2 separate regions of the Mus musculus genome follow, and region 2 is linked to region 1. A link is a contact called in ENCODE Hi-C data. All regions are on one chromosome and are shown on one strand. Each heading gives the region's core, a stretch centred on a gene start or an enhancer-like site at or near the end of the contact. The rest is flanking DNA. Distances are from core to core; before and after follow the strand shown. Region 1 holds the start of Slc38a2 (solute carrier family 38, member 2). Region 2 holds the start of Hdac7 (histone deacetylase 7).

The links. Hi-C counts contacts between places; a loop is a spot of excess contacts on that map.
Region 2: a loop to region 1 is called in a map of T-helper 1 cell, with 4 times the contacts of the local background. The contact joins the promoter of Hdac7 here to the promoter of Slc38a2 in region 1. A Hi-C loop is called at or near these places in 2 of 37 maps with a recorded cell type or tissue (T-helper 1 cell and T-helper 17 cell).

The regions. Positions count from the first base shown.
Region 1 is chr15:96,698,287-96,701,690 of GRCm38, reverse strand. It overlaps Slc38a2 (solute carrier family 38, member 2), which reads left to right and starts at 1,963. Exons shown (of 16, transcript NM_175121.4): 1 at 1,963-2,283; 2 at 2,874-3,076. The coding sequence starts at 2,961.
Region 2 is chr15:97,829,921-97,833,010 of GRCm38, reverse strand. It overlaps Hdac7 (histone deacetylase 7), which reads left to right and starts at 1,516. Exons shown (of 25, transcript NM_001378971.1): 1 at 1,516-1,652. The coding sequence starts at 1,634. Gm33636 (a long non-coding RNA gene) reads right to left here and starts at 2,325. Exons shown (of 4, transcript XR_001781759.2): 1 at 1,706-2,325.

The DNA.
Region 1 (3,404 bases), core at 714-3,213:
TCTCCCTCCCCTCTCCCTCCCTCTCCCCTCTCCCTCTCCCTCTCCCTCTCCCTCTCCCTCTCCCTCTCCCTCTCCCTCTCCCTCTCCCTCTCCCTCTCCCTCTCCCTCTCCCTCTCCCTCTCCCTCTCCCTCCTCTCCTCTCCTCTCCCTTCCCCTCAGTCCTTCTCTCCCTCCCCACCTCTCTCCTTAACTATCCTGCAGTATGAACCATGGAAAAAGTCCAAAGGACAATAGGTCTAATTGTATTCCAAATTGCAGCCATAACCAATAACCTACAGAACTTCCTGAATACCTCTAACAGGGCAAGAGATTTACCTAGAATGAAAAAGTGGTTTAAGATCTTTTGAGTTTTATCAGTTGAAACCTGATAGAAAGGAATTTCCCAGGATTCCTGAGTCCACCACCAAGCGTTTCCTGACAGGAGTTTATCCGATGTTACTAGGGTGTGCAGTTGGGAGGGGGGCGGGGTAAGGTAATCAAGACTTTTTTAGCTACGATTATATGTCAGATTCCTAACCTCCCCTCTGAGGAGAGTTCGGTCTCCATGGGGAGACTGTCGATACAAGACTACAAACAAATTCGAACAATCTGAGGACTGTGCAAGACAGCACAGGTTTATGAAGTCCGGACACCACATGGTTTAGAAAACAGAACTGCAAAAGTAGGACTGAGGAGGGGAGCATTAATTATAGGCAAGCCGAAAAAAGGCGTTCCTGGCTCCTTAGGTCTAGAGTGACCACCGCCCTTGAGAGGGGCGAGGGGACGTGCAGCATTCATTCTAAGGCTATTGTTTAAGTATGGCTGACCGGACCAGAGGTTTAGGATGAAGAACACAGTGTGTAAAGGGGAAATAGGGTCCTGCCCTGTCAATCATGAACACTGACACGGGCTGAAGGTACCCCAAGACTTTCGTGCCACGGAAATAGGCAGTGTTGCAGATTTCCTCAGGAAAACATTGAAGGCAAAAAAGTGTGATCACACCCAACCCTTTCCTCTATGCCCAGCCCAATCTCTCCCACGTCCCCCAAAGGAAGAGAGCACCAGGTCAAACTCGTTTGTTTATTCTTTCATTCAACCAGCATTTCGCTCTCCTCGGGGGTCTTTGTTCAACCGAAAGGGAAGGGCCCTCGCCATTCCGGCAGCACCGAATATTCTCGTCTAGGGGTCCCCCTGAGCCGCCCGGCTCTGCAAGACCAAAAGCACCACCGAGGGATCTGGGCTGTAGAGAAAGCTCCAGGCCTACATTCCAACGAGGGCGCTCTCGCTGGAAGCCCGGGGAGACGCTAGCACCAGGGGTGGGGTGGTAGCAGGAGGGAAAGTGTCCACCAAGAGGGAACAGGGCGCCCCTGGGCGGCCTCGGAAGAACCCAGCCCGAGGTTCTTTTATTAAAGGTGTGTCTGGCTTGCTGGTCAAACGCAAACCCTCCCTAGTACGCTGTGGCACGTGCAACCCAAAAGTCTATGCCGACACGCAACTGCGAGCCGCCTCTCATTCACCACCAGGCTAGCACTGGAGAGTGAAAGCACATCTAGGTGGAAAGATCGAGAACACAAACCGGCCCTCTGGGCAGCGTGGCAGCGCCCGCCCAAGTTCTGCGGGAGAAAAAAAAAAAAAAAAACCCTTCACGTAAATCAAATCTTAAGTCACGGGCTGGGAATGGTTATGGGGGGGGGGGCTGGGAGGGTAGGGTACTGCACACTCGCCGGCTGCGTCCCCGAAACGCAGCGTTGGAGACCGGGCTGGGAGGGAATCTAAGGGATCCGGCTCCGTAATTACAGCAGCCGCGGGTGGCGGCCACCCACGGGGCTGCAGTGCCCCGAGCCGCGGGGAAGCGGGGTGCGGCTGGCCCCCCGATTCGGGGTGCGGGGCAACCGGGAGGGAGGCGGAGCCCAGGTGCTGTTGATACACAAAGGCGAACGCCCGCGCCCCGCCCACTGACGCGGCGCCCCGCCGCTATAACTCGCGCTCGGGAAGCTGCTCCACACCGCGCCACGCCGTCGCCCGCGCCGCTACCCCTCAATCTCCGCCGGAGGATCGTGATCGCCATTCCCCGCTCTTTTTTTTCATTTTTCTTTAATAATTAAAGAGGAAAAAAAAATCCACCTCTTCTGCCTGTTGTTGGATTACGGGGAAATTTTAAAAATTTTTTATTAAAAAAAATAAAAGAAAAGGACTCCGTCACTGTTACATTTTTTCCCTCGTTTTACAATTCTGGTGTGTGACCGAGACAGCCCACGGGAGACGCTGCCGTGAGGTGGGCCAGCTCGCAGGGAGAGCACCGAGGTGAGGCGGGGGAGGGGCGGCGGCGGGGACGCGGGCGGCGCCGGCGGCGGGAGCGGGGGCTTGCGGCCACCCGGCCACAGCCTCCCGTTAGGGGGAAGGGGGAATCGCGCACGGGCCGCTCGGCTGCTTGCAATCGGGTCTTGTGCCTCGAAAATAATCGTCCGGTCCGGGCGTGGGGCAAGGCGAACCGCGCGAGGGCTTGACAATCAATCGCCCCTCGGTATTGCATCAGTTCCTCCCGGGGTAGAGGAGGGGCGGGTGACCGGGTACCCGGGGCAGTCCCCGGCTTGCCGGAGGCTAGGCTCGGCGTGCGCCCTGTAAACAAGCCCCGGCTGGGGCAGGGGGACCGGGCTCAGCGCCGGGGCGGCTGGAGGGGCGCCTCGGCGGGCGCATCTTTGTTCTCGCGGCCCCGCCGTCGGTACTTTTCCGCCCCTCGCCGCGCCCCCGCCCCTCGCTCGCCTGGTACTTTTCCACTCGCCTGGCGGGGGATGAATCAGCCGCGCTGCGCCGCTCGGCGGCGTCACGTGGTACGGGGGGGGGGCGGGCGGGCGCGCGCCGCAGTCCTGACGCGCCGCCTTCTACCTTCGCAGGCAGCCTCGAGGGCCAGTGCGCCGCCAAGGACAAAAGGAAGCCCGCGCCGCGAGCGAGCCGCACACCGTCCGTCCCTCCCGAGCAGCATGAAGAAGACCGAAATGGGAAGGTTCAACATCTCCCCGGATGAGGACAGCAGCAGTTACAGCTCCAACAGTGACTTCAACTACTCATACCCCACCAAGCAGGCTGCTCTGAAAAGGTGGGAAAAAGAAATGTGCTTTGCAAATTAAAAAAAAAAAGCCAGCTTGCACACACGGGTGCCTCGGGGCTGGAGGGATTGCTCATCGGTTACAGGCTAACGCGCACACCCAGGAACCAGAAGGCTCACCCGAAGCCTCGGTCTCCCCTGGCTCACAGCCCCGGAGAGAGTAGCCTGCTAAATTACCCGGTTGTTACTGCATGACAGATGGTATTACCTTCGAGAACACCTAGTTCATGCATTAACTTAAGCAGAACTGAAGGGCTTTACATGATGTAAACTATAGTTTTCGTATCTTTCAGTTGGGTTACAACGGCCTTTTTAAAAA
Region 2 (3,090 bases), core at 267-2,766, 1.1 Mb before region 1:
AACTACCTCTGAGCAAAGTACCAGGAGACACTGGGCAGGGATGTGTGTGGTGCCACATTGCAAGAGGCCATGGATGCTAGGGCAAGGTTGTAGTACCCATTAACAGGTACAGAGGAGTTACACTTAGCAGCTGAACAAGGGCACATGAGTCTAGACCTGTGTGTGACCTAGCAACATGGCCAACGTCCCTCTAGGCCACTCAAGACTCTGGCTTCCAAGATATCACATCTCTAGGTCTGCCTCATTTTCCCCTTCTAAAGGTTCTTGGAGTTCCGAGGACTCAGAGAGTAGATTGGGACCAGAAGGAAGCTGCCTTTCAGTGGCGGGCACCTCAAGGGCAGGGGAGCATAGTGTTCCTGGTGAATGACCGCTCTCCCTTCCCAGTTTTCTGACCTGCCAAATTGCTGGAGGCAACAGGACTGACAGGCCAAGCCAGGAAACTCAGTGGGAAGGTCCTCGGCCCCTGACCCTTGAATCTGACCTCCTCCCGTCTAAGATGGGGGAGAGGCAGGGAGGGCTTCAGTGCAAAGCCAGTCCTCAGCTGAGTTTATTAGCTGAGGGAGGGCTGGAGGCGGCTGCATTCCGACTCACAGACTGGAACATTTCTGTGATCCGCTGTAATGCACTGGGGGACACTGGGCACATTGCTGAAGTTTGACTCATAGGGTCCAGGAGTGGGGGGGCAAAGGAGGGTCATTGTGGAGGGAGAGGAATGGAAGAGGAAGAGGAGAGGATGGAAGGAAATCCCTTGAGAAAAATTTTTTTTAAGTTTCGAAAACTGCACCACCCCCCATCCCCTTTTTTTTTTCTTTTAATAGGAACAGACTGGACCCTTCTGCTCCCCTCAGCAGACAGTGGGGGCGGGGGGTGCCACTGGGGTTGGACTGGCAGTGGTTCAAATCAGATCCTGAAGTGTTCCTGAGGAGAGTCGTGTGTGTGTGTGTGTGTGTGTGTGTGTGTGTGTGTGTGGTGTGTGTGTGTTAGGATGGGGCAGGGGTGTCCGTCTGGGATTCCTTGCTCGAGACTCCAAGCGTGCCCTGCTCTCCCTGTGTGTAGCGCTGCCCTCGTTGACTTAAGTGTGTAGATGTGTGCACAGGAGTCCTTCCCCGAAGCGTAAAGCACCCTGGCTTGTGTAAACATGGATGCACGCCCGTGTACGCTGTGTATGCACGGGTGCGTGCACTCAGGTATCTGGGTTTCCGGGAATTGTGCGCGGGGCGCAGCGCCGCGCGGCGGCTGGGGCTTCCGCGGCCGCGCGCGGGTCCGGCCGCGTCCCGCGTTCCGGGTTCGGCGCTGCCTCCCGGGCGGTGAGCCGCGCCCCGCCGCGATCGGTGTCTGCCGCCAGGCTGTGTGCTGCTGAGCGAAGCCCGGGTGGTGTGTCCCAGGGCCGCCAGCGCCGGCCCCCTCCCTCCCCTCCCCCTTGGCCCGCTCTCAGACTCAGATAAAGCATTTCCTTCCATTGTCATCCTACCCGGCCGGCCAGGCTGCCAGGGCCCTCCCCCTCCCGGCCCCCTCCCTTCCTCTCGCCGTCTCACAGTCGCTCTGCAGCCTCCGGCGACCGGGGGGATGTGAGGCCGGCGCCCCGGCCCCCCGCCCGCCATGAGCCCCCGGCTCTGAGGGCCCCGGCCCCTGGATGCACAGCCCCGGCGCGGGTGAGTACCGGGCGGCCACCCCCTCCCCGTCCGCCCCGCCCTGCGCGCGGCACCCTGCGCTGCTCGCCCCGGCTCCCGCTCCGGCTGCGGCTGGGTCTCCGGCCGGTCCGGCTGGCCGGGTCCTCCGCGCGCCCTGGACCGCGCCCGCTCGCCCGGGCTCTGGCCCGCTCGCTGCCCCGGCTGGTTCCGGGGCCGAAGGGCTCCGGCCTCCTGCGGGGCGCCCACATCCGCCCGCTCCCGGGCAGCGACAGGCCCCGGGGAGGCAGTGGGAGGCCCGGGGCCGCCTGTGCAAGGGCCGGGCGTCCCGTCACCCTCCTCCCCGGGATCCGGGAGGCACGGCCGGCCGCCGAGGCCCGGGAGGGGGCGGTGCTCCGGGACCAAAGGTTTGGAAGCGGGAGGGCAAAGGCTAGGACCCACTGAACTGGCGCAGAACTTGCAGGGCTGGACATCAGCGCCCCTGTCTTGTAGAACTGGGCAGGGCCCTACTCAGATCCTGTAGCTGAGGGAAACGTCCCCTGGAGGGGTACTGGGCTGGGAGATTTCTCTGAGCATCACCCCTTATCCTTGATCACCCATCATAGAGAGACAGACACTGTGTTCAGCCTAGCAGTGAGGACAGTTAAAGGCGTGGGGAAGTGGGGGCCGCAGGCTGAGTACTGAGAGAGGTAGGGAGGTGGGGAGCTGGATCTAGCCCCCCCACCCCCACCCACCCCCAGTCTGATAGTACTGAGAAGTATGAGAACCCGGGCAAATCTGGCAACTGAACTGTCTTTTCGCCACTGCGATTTCTCCGCCAATTGAGTTGGAAGAAAAACCTAAGTCCTGCATGCAGGTCGCTTAATGAGTCCCACTTATTTCTCACTGGCTGCCGGTTTGGGGCCGACTTAGGGCTGACCATTGGTTCCCTGAACTATCCTTGCTGGCTGTCCAGCACTCCCCCAAAGCATCCTGCATCATCTGGCGGGGTTGGCTTGCTGCTAAGTATCCCTTCCCACATCCCAACGCAGCATCTGCTTGAGGCCCAGTTCTGCCTGCCAAAGTTTCAGGGTGATAATAGGACATTGGCCCTCGGTGGCCCTGGAGGGAGTGCAACATCTGGAATCAGGAGCTAGTCCTCCAGACTTTTACCTAGATTTGCTCAAATTCCATTGCAGACTGTCACTTTGGTTGGTTTCTATCCTCTAACTTGTACTTAGGTGACCCATTTCTTCCCAAGAGGACCCCCATGGGCTGCGGTCGTGCCTCCCCTCTGTGCCAACCTTCCGAGCCTCTTCTCCATCCGCCGCAAATCATCCTTCACTCTTAACCTCCTTGCTCTCTGCAGCCTCACGTCTCCCCTCAGTAACTAAGTACTTTTCTTCTTTACAGTGATTCCTGGGGGGGAAATGAGGCACAAAGCAGTTCCAGTGTATGGTACCCAGATAACTGAGATTGGACC